2 separate regions of the Homo sapiens genome follow, and region 1 is linked to region 2. A link is a loop called in an ENCODE intact Hi-C map of the cell type or tissue named here. Cell type or tissue: Calu3. All regions are shown on one strand. Links, peaks and the distances in the headings refer to the core of each region. The heading gives the core; the rest is flanking DNA.

The links. A loop is a pair of places that touch in the nucleus more often than their neighbours do. Peaks named below come from ENCODE experiments on the same cell type or tissue, not always from the same donor. Only the 100,000 strongest peaks of a DNase experiment are listed, where the experiment ranks them.
Region 1: a loop joins it to region 2, with 3 times the contacts of the local background. A loop is called at or near these places in 5 of 110 quality-filtered maps.

Annotation. Positions count from the first base shown.
Region 1 is chr4:161,317,047-161,325,402 of GRCh38, forward strand. No RefSeq gene overlaps it. Among named protein-coding and RNA genes, the nearest start is that of FSTL5-AS1, 700 kb to the right of the region's middle. In Calu3, for the core only: a CTCF peak has its summit at 3,579 (motif pointing right); a DNase peak (open chromatin) is centred at 3,555.
Region 2 is chr4:161,415,288-161,423,643 of GRCh38, forward strand. The region is part of intron 15 of FSTL5 (follistatin like 5); the gene reads right to left. Among named protein-coding and RNA genes, the nearest start is that of FSTL5-AS1, 600 kb to the right of the region's middle. In Calu3, for the core only: no CTCF peak of the experiment used is centred there; a DNase peak (open chromatin) is centred at 4,794.

The DNA.
Region 1 (8,356 bases), core at 181-8,180, 98 kb before region 2:
CTTGTCTTGAAGAAACTTATGGTCCAGAAGAACTTAGGTAAATGCAGTAATGCACCACATAATGATGTTTTGGTGATTAACAGACCATATAAATGATGGTGGTCCCATAAGATTGTAATAGAGATGAAAAATTTCTGGCCCCTAGTGATGACATCATAGCCATCATAATATCATCATAGTGCAATACATTATCACACATTTGTAATGATGCTGGTGTAAACAAACCTACTGTGCTGCCGGTTGTATAAAAGTATAGCACATAGTCAGGCATGGTGGTTCACGCCTGTAATCCCAGCACTTTAGGAGGCTGAGGCGGGCAGATCACCTGAGGTTAGGAGTTCGAGACCAGCCTGGCCAACATGGTGAAATCTGGTCTGTATTAAAAATACAAAAAGAAAAACAAATTAGTCAGGCCAGGTGGCGGGCATCTGTAATCCCAGCTACTCAAGAGGCTGAGGCAGGAGAATTGCTTGAACCTGGGAGGCGGAGGTTGCAGTGAGTCGAGATCGCACCATTGCAACTCCAGCCTGGGCGACAAGAGCAAAACTCCATCTCAAAAAAAGAGTATGGCACATAAAATTATGTACTGTTGGTATTGATAATAAATGACAATGTTGCTGGTTTACTTACTTGTGATGCAATGCTTTTTAATTTTTTTTTTAGTATACTCCTAATTATTTTTTAAAGAAAATATTATAGTAATAGACCCTCAGGCAGGTCATTCAGGAGGCATTCCAAAAGAAGGAGAAGACAGCTCCATGGGTGTTACTGCCAGTGGGGCAAGTAGACCTTCCAGTGGAGTGAGATGTGGAGGCGAAGACAGTGATATTGATGATCCTGACCCTGTGGAGGCCTAAGCTAATGTGTCTTAGTTTTAACAAAAAACTAAAAAAACAAGATTAAAAATAGAAAAAAACTTACAGAATAAGGATATAAAGGGAGAAAATCTTTTTGTATAGCTGTACAATATACAATGTGATTATGTTTTTTTTTTATTATACTTTAAGTTTTAGGGTACACGTGCACAATGTGCAGGTTTGTTACATATGTATACATGTGCCACGTTGGTGTGCTGCACCCATTAACTCGTCATTTAACATTAGGTATATCTCCTAATTTTATCCCTCCCCCATCCCCCACCTCACAACAGGCCCTGGTGTGTGATGTTCCCCTTCCTGTGTCCATGTGTTCTCATTGTTCAATTCCCACCTATGAGTGAGAACACGCGGTGTTTGTTTTTTTGTCCTTGCGATAGTTTGCTGAGAATGATGGTTTCCAGCTTCATCCATGTCCCTACAAAGGACATGAACTCATCATTTTCATGGCTGCATAGTATTCCATGGTGTATATGTGCCACATTTTCTTAATCCAGCCTATCATTGTTGGACATTTGGGTTTGTTCCAAGTCTTTGCTATTGTGAATAATGCCGCAATAAACATACGTGTGCATGTGTCTTTATAGCAGCATGATTTATAATCCTTTGGGTATACACCCAGTAATGGGATGGCTGGGTCAAATGGTATTTCTAGTTCTAGGTCCCTGAGGAATCGCCACACTGACTTCCACAATGGTTGAACTAGTTTACAGTCCCACCAACAGTGTAAAAGTGTTCCTATTTCTCCACATCCTCTCCAGCACCTGTTGTTTCCTGACTTTTTAATGATTGCCATTCTAACTGGTGTGAGATGGTATCTTATTGTGGTTTTGATTTGCATTTCTCTGATGGCCAGTGATGATGAGCATTTTTTCATGTGTCTTTTGGCTGTATAAATGTCTTCTTTTGAGAAGTGTCTGTTCATATCCTTTGCCCGCTTTTTGATGGGGTTGTTTGTTTTTTTCTGGTAAATTTGTTTGAATTCATTGTAGATTCTGGATATTAGCCCTTTGTCAGATGAGTAGATTGCAAAAATTTTCTCCCATTCTGTAGGTTGCCTGTTCACTCTGATGGTAGTTTCTTTTGCTGTGCAGAAGCTCTTTAGTTTAATTAGATCCCATTTCTCAATTTTTGCTTTTGTTGCCATTGCTTTTATGTGATTATGTTTTAAGCTAAGTGTTACAAGAACAGTCAAAAATTTAAAAAACTTAAAAAGTGTATGAAGTAAAGGAAATGTTACAGTCAGTGAAGGTTAATTTATTATTGAAGAAAGGAAAAACTATTGTTCATTAATTTAATACAAACTAAGTGTCCAGTGTTTTAAAGTCTGCAGTAGTGCACAGTGATGTCCTAGGCCTTCACACTTACTCTCCACTTACTCACTGACATATCCACAGCAACTTCTAGTCCTACAAGCTCTATTCACAGAAAGTGCCCTATACAAGTTTACCATTTTCAATCTTTTATACCATATTTTTACTGTACCTTTTCTGTTTAGATATGTTTGGATGCACAAATACTTCCCTCTGTGTTACAATTGCCTACAGTATTGAGTACAGTAACATGCTGTACCGATTTGCAGCCTAGGAGCAATAGGCTATACCAGGGGTCCCCAGTCCCTGGGCCAGGAACTGTTCCATGGCCTGTTAGAAACTGGGCCACACAGCAGGAAGTGAGAGAGCGGCAGGTGAGTGAGCAAAAGTTCAACTTTATGCCTGCTCCCCACTGCTTGCATTACCGCCTTAAAGTCTGTCTCCTATCAGATCAGCAGCAGAATTAGATTCTCATAGGAGTGTGAACCCTGTTGTGATTTGTATGTGTGAGGGAGATTGCAGATTCCTCATAAGGATCTAATGCCTGAGTATCTGTCACTGTCTCCCATCACCCCCAGATGGGACCATCTAGTTATGGGAAAACAAGCTCAGGGCTTCCACTGAACCTACATTATGGTGAGTTACATAATTATCTCATTATATATTGCAAGTGTATTCCTCTGTCTTCAAGCTGCTAATAAAGATATAACCAAGACTGGGCAATTTACAAAAGAAAGAGGTTTAATGGACTTACATTTCCACGTGGTTAGGGAGGTCTCACAATCATCGCAGAAGGCGAAAGGCACATCTCACACGGTGGCAGACGAGAGGAGAGAATGAGAACCAAAAGAAAGAGGTTTCCCCTTATAAAACCATCAGATCTTATGATACTTATTCACTATTACAAGAATGGTATGGGGGGAACTTCTCCCATGATTCAATTATCTCCCACTGCATCCCTCCCACAACAGGAGAGAATTATGGTAGCTACAATCCAAGATGAGATTTGGGTGTGGACACAGCCAATCAATGAGGTAATAATAAAAATAAAGTGCATAATAAATGTAATGTGTTTAATTATCCCAAAACAATCTCCCCCGCTCCAGTCTGTAGAAAAATTGTCTTCCATGAACCCCATCCCTGGTGGGGACCATATATTCTTGTCAAGGGAAAAGGGAAAAGGAGAGAAATTGAGACTTTTCTGTGGTTCTTATACATGGGAATCCATATGACACTATACTAGGTCCCCTTTGAGAAAAAATTAAATGATGACATCTGGAGGTTTTGGGACGAACATGCGACCCATGATATTTACTGCCTTGTGGTCCTTATCTGCCAGCAGGTGGAGCCCTTTAGGCCATTTCAGGTGACAATGACCATGTGTTCCCACTGCTGAGTGCATTATCAGCATTGACATTTTGGCTACTGGTGGCACAGAACATCACTGCCGCCTGAATGCCCCCTAACAAGTAAGAATTTGAGTCGTAACAGCAGGGAAAAAATCCACTCCTGTCTTCTATCTAAATTACTCAAAGGGTTATTCAACAAAAGTAGTACTGCATATTAAGTGGAGAAAAAGACATTACTTTGTTAACTCGGGACTCGATACAAATTACTCTGTCATAGCATAACAGCACACTTTGGCTAGTCAAAAAGGTCTTCAGGTCGTGGAGACTGACAATGGATTGTTTCAGACTGAATGCCAAGGCTATGTGGATGGGAAGCCAAAAATCTTCCAGATACAATCAAATAAAATGTTTAACTATGGCTAACTCTGGCAGCATTCACTAATAAAAGGGAGGTCCTACAGCTGGAAAGCCCCTTTGGGTACTGGCCCCAGCATATACTTCACTTGAGTGTTCCTTTTGTCCCTTTTGTCAGGATTACCAGCAACACCACCAACTTTGGATGAGGCTCTTTGCAGCAGCATGTCTTGAAAGCATTCAACAAGTCGTGGTTCCAGTACTACCTTTAAAATTTTAGAGGCTGCTAACCCAATAAAATTACAGATGTCTGCAATCTCCATGCCTGCAGGTTAGAGTCTGTGGCAACACAAAACTTCCAGTGGGGTGCACAAGCCTCTTGAATTTAAACACATAAATTGCCTGAGGCAGCCAGAAGATATACCCCTTTTGAAAATTAACTCCTTGCTCACTGCTGGACACTGGTGGAGATTGAGCATCTATGGCTGGAGTGTCATATGCAATACGTGTGACAAACTCTATTTACACTGGGAATGTTTCTGGAGCCTTGGGGGACCAGCTCACAATGGATCCTAAGATGATTTTGTCCCTTACAGCCCTATCTGTAAGAAATAAACAGGCTTCATATAACTTGTTGCATGTGAGTGTGTCTGTCTCACTGAACTCAGACAAGCCAGAAACCAGGACATAGTAAACCTATTTTGCAGTGGATCAAAATGTGTGTTATAGACTGAATGCTTAGGTCTCTCCCAAATTCTTATGTTGAAATCCTAACACTCAATGGGATGTATTTGGAGGCAGGGCTTTTGGAATGTGATTAGATCAGTCTAGTGCCCTTATAAAAGAAACTCCAGAGAGTTTCCCTGCTGCTCCCACTCTGTGAGGACACAGCGAAAAAAAGATGGCCTTTAGGGACCAGGAAGCTGGCCTTCAGCAGATAATCAATCTGCTAGCACCTTGATCTTGGACTTCCCAGCCTCCCAGAACTTTGAGAAATAAGTTTCTTTTGTTTATAATTGACTCAGACAATGGTATTCTGTTACTGCAGCCTGAATAAACAAACACAATGAATTGAGTCTGAATTCAGGATACAAAAAAAATGTGAAAAGTTTGTATGCAGGAGAATTTGTGTCTGAAGTAAGATAAGAATATTTGATAAAAAGAAAAGCAGCCATATTCAAGAGTTGGAGGAAATATCAATAGGATAAGGTTATTCATTTCATGATTGATGGATAAATATGCTCACAATGGGATGTAACTAATTAAGATCTTCTGGCTTCTGGCATGATGTTACTTATTGAATTAGAGAAAATAGAAGTTGGAATTAAGTTTTGGATGTATTAAGAAGAATTACATATTAGTACTGTGGAAGTGCTAAGCAGAATTATTTTATAGCTTCTCTGAAACTCAGAAATTGATCTTGACTGAAAATAAATATGCACCAGAAATGGGTACACCAAGGGCATAGAGAACAACGTAAAAACTTACCACAATATGTTATGTTGTAAAGCAATATTTTTGACATGCTCAAAATCAACATTATAAATGCATGTAACTGAAATAGTTTGCGTCTAAATTTAATACTGTATTACTCATTCCTCTGTCCTTAAATCATTGAAAATATCAAAGATTACCAAAACACAGCTTTTAAAATGTAGCAGTATAAAATTATTCCTAACTATTTGCAGTTGTACTGCTGGAGACATTAAATATCACCAGCGAATGTTATTTACTACTATCAGCCCTGAAATATGCTAGCTTTACCACCCACACTGTACCATTCCAACCAGCATCCATGTTATCTCTTAAACTCTAGTTCAGGATGATCTACTATGACTGTGATGTGGATTTGTTTATTTTTACATATAATAGCTTCCAGGGCAAATCAATGGAAGTGCAGGATTTTTTTTCTTTCTATCCTGTGAGATGAGAATTAAAATGAACAAGGCTACTGACTAGATATACTTGGTATTATGGTTTGAATGTGTTTCTGCAAAATTCATATGCTGGAACTTAAACTTCAAGGTGATAGTTTTAAGAGGTGGGGTCTCTTGGCAAGTGTGGTCTCTTGGCTCTGACCTCAAAAATGGAATTAATGCCATTAAAAAGAGGGTTTGGAGAACTGCTGGACCTCCCATCTCTTCTGCCATGTGAAGAAGCAGCAGGAATGTACAATCTTGGAAGTAAAGAGTAGCCCTCGTCAGACATAGAATCTACTGGTGCCTTGATCTTGTACTTCGTAGCCTCCAGAGATGGATAAATAAATTTCTACTATTTATAAATTATAAATTCTGTGGTATTCTGTTATAGCATCAGGAACAGGTTAAGACACTTGGTAAATGTGGTGGTACAGTATATATGTTTATAAAATCCTCATATTAAAAGACATTAAGGGAATGGAGAAAAATAGTGAACTTTCCATTGCAGCAAATGCTAACAAGTATTTTGATTTGAAATCTAGTAATTAAAGGAAAGTAAAAATAGTCTTATACATATTTGAATTATATGTCATGAAATAAACTATCCACACACAGCACTGAAATTATGCTTAGTACATCAATTAATTTTGTCTTATCATACACAGATCTATTTAATATCACTGTGAAAACTTATTTAAGAGTTTAAATACAATATATCCTATGTAATGTGGCTATATTAATATTTTCAGATAGTTTAGGCAGAACTGTACTGACTCTGTCATTGTCTGAATGCTCTCTTTCAAAATACTGGAGAAAGGTTTTACTATTAACGTTTATTTATTTTATGTGGTCCTACAATATTTCTCAACTTATTTATTTCTTTAGTAGTCATCATTATATATATAATATTATCAAAATATGCTTTTCAAGTACTGTATTTCTGTGTTTGGGGATCCTCCATCTATAATATGTACTTAAATAATGACATTTCTCAGTTCTATCTTTCATGGAAATTTCTATAACCTCTATTTCTCATGAATGACAAGAGATCTCTATATGGAAGATAGATAACTATTTATATCTCATCAGTAGAGTTACCTATAATTTGCACATTTTTAGTAAGTCCAATTTTTAGAAATGATAGTATATAAACACTGTGTCTGATTATATAAGATTGCAGGATTATATGAGATTCAGCAAATAACTATTGTAGCTTTAAAAACTAGTATAAAGTATGAATATTATGAATGTTTACTATATTTTAAAATAAAATATGGAAGTTAGAAAGCTGTATGTCACACTTTGTACTTTGTTCATATTTAACTTCAAGGCATAATAATTGAAACTTATTGCTTTGAGAACTACAATCATCAATATAGTTTTCTTACTTTTCACTACAAAATTTCTTTCCAATTCTTTCTGTCTTTGAATTATACATTCGGAAATATACCACACATTTTAAAGATGACTGTATTACATTTAGAATAATAATACATCAATTTTTGTGTTACAATTATAAATTTTGTATTTATAAGATATTGCTAAATTCTGAAGTTAAAATGATGCCCGAATAGCCCTATTATAAATTAATAAACTACTATTAAATATTCATCCACTAATGTTTTCCTTACCAATGTTGTAAACATTCATTTTTCATTTGGGCACCAGCTATTATTTACTACATAAGCTATAGAGTAATAGTTCTTTTATGTCTTCTCTCAAACTTGATTTCGTATAATAGAAAAAAAATCAGTGTAGAATGAAAAGACATAGGTCCAAGGGCTAACCATGTTGAGTGATTTTGTTGAGGACTTTCTTCTTTGCTGAATCTCATTTTTCAAGTGACAGCGAGCGCTAGTGGAGTTGAGTGAAATAATATCATCATGACAATTTCTTCCCATTCTAAAGTCTACTTTTTTGCTGATGGACACCCTCCATATATTTGTTTCTTGAATCTGTGACTTTGTTAATAACATTCAGCATTTTCATTATTATGGTTGTTTTTATTTTCATATTTAGTGTTGTCTTTCCTGAGATGGTATGAATATCACTTTAAGTGAGGATACATATTATTCTGTACTGAATACATTATATAACTGTTTTACTCCCAAATATATATACCTATATGAGAAATTATTGGAGAGAGGGAAACCCAACCAAATTAGACCTGTACTCAAGAAGCTTCCATTGTAGCAGAAGATAGATATGGGAACAGCACACTTAGTAAAATACATTTATATTGAGCGTGTTTATAATCTATAGCATCTCCTATAATTTGTACTGATAACACAGAAAACTCAGATCAAATAAGATTGAAATCTCTGAAAATATATTATGAAAGAGATAACTTTTGAGCTACTTGACAATAGATTAACTTCTACCATGCAAAGATTTTTGAGAGAGGGTTTCAGTGAGAGGCAATGTTTTTAGTCCCTTTTGTGCTGCCATAACAGAATACCTGAAACTAAGTAAATTACAATGAATAGAAATATATTAGCTGACATTTTAGAGGTTTGGAATTCTCAGATAAAGGGGCTGCCACTTGG
Region 2 (8,356 bases), core at 100-8,099:
CTCTGTCGCCCAGGCTGGAGTGCAATGATGCAATCTCTGCTCACTGCAACCTCTGCCTCCCGGGTTCAAGTGATTCTCTTGCCTCAGCTTCCTGAGTGGCTTGGGTTACAGGCACCCACCATCATGCCTGGATAATTTTTGTAGATTTGTAGAGATGGTGTTTCACCATGTTGGCCAGGCTGGTCTCGAACTCCTAACCTCAGGTGATCCACCCGCATCAACCTCCCAAAGTGCTGGGATTTCAGGCGTGAGTCACCACGCTCGGCCGTCTCTTCACTTTTGAGCCCCACTTAGCTGCTTTGGCTTTAAAATAATTTCTCATCTTTTACCTACTCAAAAAGAGATATGTTGTATTATAGGGGATACATATATATATAGAGAGAGAGAGAGAGAAAGAGAGAGAAAGAGAGAGAGAGAGAACATATATATATATGGGAGATATATATATGTATGATATATATACACATATATATCATACATATAGGGGATATATATATGATATATATACACATATATATATCATACATATAGGGGATATATATATATATATATATATATATATCATTTCAAAGCACCAGCTGCTATTTGACATTGTTCTTTAATTTATGTCTACAACGGGTAAGTGAGTGATGATAGCCTGCGCAGATCATTTCTTTATTCACAGCACTCAGATTTTTTAAAATGCCATATGGAGAAATATTTCAGCATAGTCAATACATAAGACAATGTTTACTCTAATTCCACATCTTTATTCGTTGATGAGCTTTTTGAGGCCAATTCATCAACCTATATAGATGGAATGGCAAGTGTTTTCCCTAAAGCACAATGATCTACTGCAACACATAATTTTGTCGTTATTATCCCAAGAGAAAAATTAAAAAGCTCCATGTGATAGAAGGGTCACCAAATGCTGTTCTTTTTCTCTGATGAGTATGAAAGGTTAAATGTATTGTCAGATTGCCATGGCTCATCAGAATAAACAATTCAGTTTAGACAACTGACAGAGCCAATGACCTTTCATTCAACTTCTTTAATTTATTTGTGCCATTAACAACTTTAAAATAGTCATAATATATCTTTCACAAGCTTTTTCTGTTTGTTGTGTTTATGTCTATGCAAGATTTTCTTTCCCTACTATTTGGCTATTTTATTTTAAATATGAATAAAATCATTACTTGCTCTGTCATCATGAGAGCTTCAGATACATACAATGTGTTAATCCACCAGCACATTTTTCTGAATTAATTTCTGTAAGTTTAAAAAATACTCTGCATGGGCCAGGCGTGGTGGCTCACACCTGTGATCCCAGCACTTTGGGAGGCCCAGGTGGGGGGATCACAAGATCAGGAGATGGAGACCATCCTGGCTAACATGGTAAAACCCCATCTCTACAAAAAATAACAAAAAATTAGCCGGGTGTGGTGGCGGGCGCCTGTAGTCCCAGCTACTCGGGAGGCTGAGGGAGGAGAATGGCATGAACCCGGGAGGTGGAGCTTGCAGTAAGCCAAGATCATGCCACCACACTCCAGCCTGGGTGACAGAGCGAGACTCCATCTCAAAAAAAAAAAAAAAAAGAAAGATTCTTCATGAAACCATTACCCATTATTGATGCAATTTCTACTCTGTGTAAATAAATTGACTATATTCTAAAAGAAGCTCATCTCTACCTATCTCTTTTCTATTAATCTTTACATATAGCTCACATTTAATACAATGTTTATTATTAAAAGTGTCTTGGGTTTTTATTTAGAAGACTGGTGATATTTATATTAATTTGTCTATGGTAAAACTGGGTTTATGTCATTAGTTTATATGTTATTTAGTTTAAAGTCACATATGCAGTATGCTATACTAAAATCTCTGCATTCAACAGTCTCTTTTTATGTTGCTTATTTAACAAGCAGAAATAACGCTATTTTATGCTTCAACAGTAGCCTAATTCTGAAGTAGCATATGAAATAGATATTTAACTGTTTTTGTTTGTTTGCTTTAACTCTAGCTAATTTTGCACAACAACCAATAACTCTTCCTGTTAATGCAACCTGAGTGCACTACTCCCTCTTTTAATCACGCCATTCATAAAATGATTTGTATGTATTATTTCATTCTAATTTGCAGTAATGTCACCTTACATTTCAGCTAAATTTATAGAGTTGCTATTTTATTTAACATGCTTTATTCTTTCCTGGCATTTACAATTTCCTCTTTTCATAGTGTGCTGTTTAAAAACCAGCCTAGATACTAGAAATAGGTATTGTATGTGAAATGTCATTATACTTGAGGAATTTACAGTTGATTAAGAATTAAGATTTGGGCCCGGGGGCCAGGTTACCTGCCTTCAAATCCTACCAAATACTACGTATCCCTCAGGGATCTAGTTTCCTCATCTGTAAGATACGAATATAAATAACATTTACTCATGGGGGTCTTGTGCAAAGGAAATTAGTTAAATCACATAACACAAATAGAACAGCATCTTGCACATACTTCCACGTTTGTTTGTTAAATAAACACTTAAAAGAGATGCTAATGGATACATAAATTACTTTGGCACCATGTACTTGGTGTTAGGATTAGTCATGAAGTTCCATTGGAAAATGAACAATTTACACAGACTGATGGAGATTATGAAAGTCTTTCTGGAGGAAATTAAGTACAGCAGGTCCTTCAACAAGGTTGTTTAGTTCAACATCGTTTCATTATAAGATTGATGAGAAAAAAAATCAATTCCCAGCCAGGACTACTGACTATGTGAAGCTTACAAGTGCTCCCAATGTCTGGGTGGGTTTAGCTCAATTCATCTGTTTTCCTCCTGCAGCCCAATGATGCGTACATTAAGTTCATTGGTGTGTTTACATGGCACCAGTCTAAGTGTGAGTGTGGGTGAATGTGTGTGAGTGTGCCCTGCTATGGGATGGCATCCTGTCCATGGCTGGTTCCTCCCTTGCACTCCAAGCTGCCAGGATAATCTCTGTCCGCCATGACCCTGAACTTGAATTAGTGCGTTAGAAAATAAATAAATGAATGAATATAAATTACTGACAAACAAAAATTTGTAAAACAGATGATAATCATACAAATGCATGACAATAAATGATACAGTACAAAAGCACTCAGCGAGCCCACCTTATTTGTTACTGCTTGTTTTTGACTGCAAGGTGGGAAGTGGTGCTCCTTATAATTTTTGATCTGCAAATATTTATTTCTTGATTTAAACCACCACCATTACGACAGTGATCACTCACTAATTCACCAAAAGTTTGATAAATAAAATAATTATATTGCTATTTTCTATTAATCTTTATGTATAGCTCACATTTAATACAAAATATTTATTATTAAAAGTGTCTTGGGTTTTTATTTAGAAGACTGGTGATGTTCATATTACTTTGTCTATGGTAAAACTGGGTTTATGTCATTAGTTTATATGTTATTTAGTTTAAAGTCACAATTTCCAAGAACCTATTAATGATGGTAAGGACTTACTGTACTGAAAAATATTAGTCAGATAAAGACAGGACAAAACCCATCCAAATGTTGGGAACAAAATAGGCAACATAGTCTGTAATATCAAATACAAGCTGCCTTGCATTATACAAGTGAAATGTGTATAGCAAAGATGTATTTCATTCTTGTTTTTAAGCTCCTTGAGATATAAGTCTTCGGTTAGCCCATCTGCAGTACTTGTAGTCTCTAACACAGAGCTTTAATATAAGAGTCACTCATCATCTCATGCATTATTCCCAAAACAGCTTCCTAAACATCTTAAACACACTTCTCAATCACATTTCAATCTATTTCATGTAGAGCTTCCAGGATAACCTATAATACACACATACTCCCTTAAAAGAAGGACAGACTGAAGAACTTCAGTTGCTGTTTTTTACCAATGGCATTGAAGCCATAGTCTCTCTTCTGGCACTAGTCATATTTTTTCATAGTTTATGTCCTCTTTATTATTTGCCCAGCCTTTGTAATCATTTAAGTCATTTTTCTTCTGTCTAAACCATACATATTTGCCAAATAGTTGCAACAAACATGATTTTCCTACCAATTACATATGTATTTTTGCATAGCATTTTAAAAATAAGGACATTAAAAAAATGTAGTGGGATAAGCAGGCAAAGCACCAGCCAATAAAGAAAGAAAAAAGGAAGAAAATACTCCTAAAGAAAAGAGGTAAGTTTCTGAATACTGTTTCTGACTACCATGTCCTTAAGGAATGTCTGTCCTGAGGTCTTGTCCTTAGATTTCGACTTCCACATTACCTTACAGTTTGCCAACCCCCTTGTTCTGAGAATCTAATCTCCACAACCAGTAATGACACTTTTCTAATGAAAATTAGATTCTATCACATCTCTGGTCAAAACTTCCAATGGCATTCACCTCACTCAGAATAAATTGCAACTGGCCCTGTCTCTCCAAACTCATCTCCTAACTATAAAGATGAGATTCATAGGTTCAGGAATCAAAGGGTGGAAATTGGAGTGGCCCCAGTCACTGTTATACCAGTGACCTATTAGCAGAATTTCCTATTTCTGCAACTTTATGTTCTGCTGGCCTAGAGGTCTTAATTGCAGAGGGAGGAATGCTTCCACCAGAAGACACAATAACCATTCAGCTGAAGAGGAAGTTAAAACTGTCACAAGGCCAGTTTGAGTTCCTCATGCCTCTGAATCAACAGGCAAAGAAGAGAGTTATGGTGCTGGCTGGGGTAATTGAGTTTGATCACCAACAGGAAACTGCTGCTCTGCAATGGAGGTAAGAAAGAATATGTCTGGAACAAAGAGGGCCCCTTGGGGCGTCTCTTAGTATTACAGTAGCCTATGATTAAGGTCAACAGAAAACTACAATTTATTCCTGATAGGACTACTAATGATATAGACTCTCCAGGAACCAAAGTTTGGGTAACCCCACCAGGTAAAGAACCACAACCAGCTAAGGTGCTTACTGAAGGAAAAGGGGATACAGAATGAGTAGTGGAAGAAGGTAGTTATAAATACTAGCTACGGCCATGTGACCAGTTACAAAAACAAGGACTAGCAATTGTCATAAGTATCTCCTCCTTAGTTTGTTAAGAAAATGTGCCTGTATGTAAGGTGTGCATGTGTGTCAGTGTGTGTGTATGTTAAGCAAATATCTTTAAGTATCTTTTGATTTAAAGAGAGGGTTGTTTTCTTTCCTCTCTTATTTCCTTACCATGCAACATAAGATATATTGACTTTATTATAATATTAAGTATTTAAGTGTTGTCAATTTTATATCACAGTATTTGAGTTAAAGAATATCAAGGGGAAGAGTAAAAGCCAATACCTGATAATAAATCTCTTCATATAGTCATATATTCAATACCATATATATGCTGTATATGCAATATTATTTATATGGCATATATATTTCCATGTATTGAGGATATGAATACCATTCATATTGAATATATTCAATACCATATATATGCCTTACTACATAATATTATATAGATAGCATATATATTTTCATGTATTGAATATATGAATATTGAATATATAAATACATGAGATTTATTATATCTATTATATAGGCCATAACATATATATTATGTGTATGGTATTAAATATAAATAAATAAATAAATATGTATATATGGTATTGGTTCTGTTTCTCTAGAGAAACAAGATTAATATAGTTGGCATTACATAATTTTCATATTTCATTGTCTATTAATATCTATACATTTCTATTGTAAAGGATTATTACAGACAGTGTAAATGTTATAAAGAAAGTACTCAGTAGAGGCTGGGCACTGTGGCTCATGCCTGTAATCCCAGCACTTTGGGAGGCCGAGGCAGGCGGATCACGAGGTCAGGAGATCGAGACCATCCTGGCTAACACTGTGAAACCCAACTCTACTAAAAATACAAAAACATTAGCCGGGCGTGGTGGTGTGCACCTGTAGTCCCAGCTACTCAGGAGGCTGAGGCAAGAGAATGGCATGAACCCGGGAGGTGGAGCTTGCAGTGAGCCAAGATCGCGCCACTGCACTCCAGCCTGGGCTACAGAGCAAAAGACTGTCTCAAAAAAAAAAAAAAAAGTACTCAGTAGATAGCCTAGCACAAAATAATGTGCGTGTATCAAAGACATTATTTCTTCTTCTAGTGTAAGGTTACTACATTTTCAGTTCTACACAAGATAGTTGTATCAGGTGAGCTGGAACTTTGTTATTGCCTTCATTTGGAGATTAGGGTTTAAGGAGGTGTGCATGGGTTCCAAGTTGAAAAGGAGTGGACCTGTGATGCTTAATTTTATGTGTTGACTTGACTGGAACACAGGATCCCCAGATAGCTGATTGAATATTATTTCTGGGTATGTCTGTGAGAGTGTTTCTGAAAGATTCACATTTGAATTGGTGGACTGGATGAGGCAGATGGCTCTCCCTAATGTGGGTGGGCATCGTCCAATCTGTTGAGGGCTTGAATAGAACAAAAAGGAGGAGGGAGCTTAAATTTGCTTTCAGCCTGACTGCATGAGCTGGGGCATTGGTTTTCTACTGCCGTAAATGCTCTTGATTCTCAAATCTTTAGAAAATGGCTGGAACCTACACCATCAGCTTTCTAGCTCTCAGGCCTTCAAACTATACCACCAACTTCTCTCAGTCTCCAGCTTGCAGACAGCAGATTGTGGGACTTTTCAGCCTTCATAATTGCATGAACCAATACCTTATAATAAATCTCTTTATATATTCATATATTCAATACCTTATATGTGCTATGTATATTATATACGGCATATATATTTTCATGTATTGAATATATGAATATATGAAGAGATTTATTATGTATATTATATAGGTCATAATATATATAGGGTATTGTATATATGGTATTGGTTCTGTTTCTTTAGAGAAGCCAGACTAATATAGTTGGCATTACATAATTTCCGTATTTCATTTTTTATTAATATCTATAAATTTCTGTTGTAAAGGATTGTTTAGAACACTGTAAATGTTATAAATTAAGTACCCAGTAGATTGCCTAGCACAAAATAATGTGTGTGTCTGTGTGTGTTAAAAAAATGTCTTTCGATGTAAAGAGCGTCTACTATTACTACTATTGATATTTTAATGAGAGTCATTATATTTCTGAACAGAAAAACAGTTTTTTCTCCTGAGCTAGTGAGAATCTTTTTAAAAGTCCAGAACCAATTTTCTTATTTTGATTACCTTTGAATATCTCGGAAACTAGGAAGTTTTGGAATGATCATAGAGAAGGTGATGATGGTGCCAAGAGAACTAAAAGCATGGAAGTGCTAGCATATCTCAGAGAACCTGAGCATCCACGCTGGACCTTAGGGCTGTATGTATCGCTAACCCTTGCTTTCTTCTAGCAGACTGTGTGCAGCAACAACAAAAACAGCAAGTGCTTTAAGCATTCCCTGCAGGACACCTAAGTACTACTCTTCAAAATACCCTAGGGAGTTTGCTTTATTTTTCTGAGATAAATCATACCACAATGCATCACATTTCTTCTTTAGGAAAAGAGAATACAAAAGAAGTCAGCGTTGCTTTGGAATGGGCCTATGGACCGAAAACACATTACAGCATAATACAACCCAATCACAGCTTCACTTATCTATTTGGAAAGGCATTTATATTACACTTATTACCTAGTACCTGTTAAAGCTGTTTATGGAGACCACAAGGAAGAAATAATTTTTATGCTTCTTTTAGCTTGCTATAAATTCAGAAACAATTTTGCTTGAACAGCTGATCTGTGAATTAATAATGAGAGACTATAACTTTTTTTCACTACACTATGTCAAGTACTTCCTTTATGTTTAAAAACTGATGAGGCTTAAAACTCCATTTCTTTACAGGAAACAGATTTCAAAGCCATATGGGACAATCACCATTTCCCTCATATGGAAAGTTCTTTCCAAGTTCATGACTTGACTAGTAAAAATAAATAAATAAAAACAGTGTTGAGTTTAGTATAAAATATTATGATCCTTCTTTAAAGGTTTCCTGGAAATAGTCTTCTAAAATATCCTGTGAAGAGTAATTTTTAGTAAAACACATTGTGATTTATCTCAGAAATGCTGGCTATCAAAAGTAACAACTGACTGAGTCTTTAATGAGAAAAATCCTCTCAATTGCTTTCATTGACTATATGTGTTTGAATTTTAGATTTTTTAAAATTTTTCGTTATGTTTTTTGAAATGGAATAATTCTCTGATAATTCTCTTATGCATTCCAGTTTTCTTCATATCTTTTATTTTTTTGGCATGATAGCTCACTATTTTTCTTTTTTTAAAGTTAATTATGGACTTTATTTGTTTAGGCCTACTATATTTTTCATTCAATATTAGCTTGAATTTCCGGA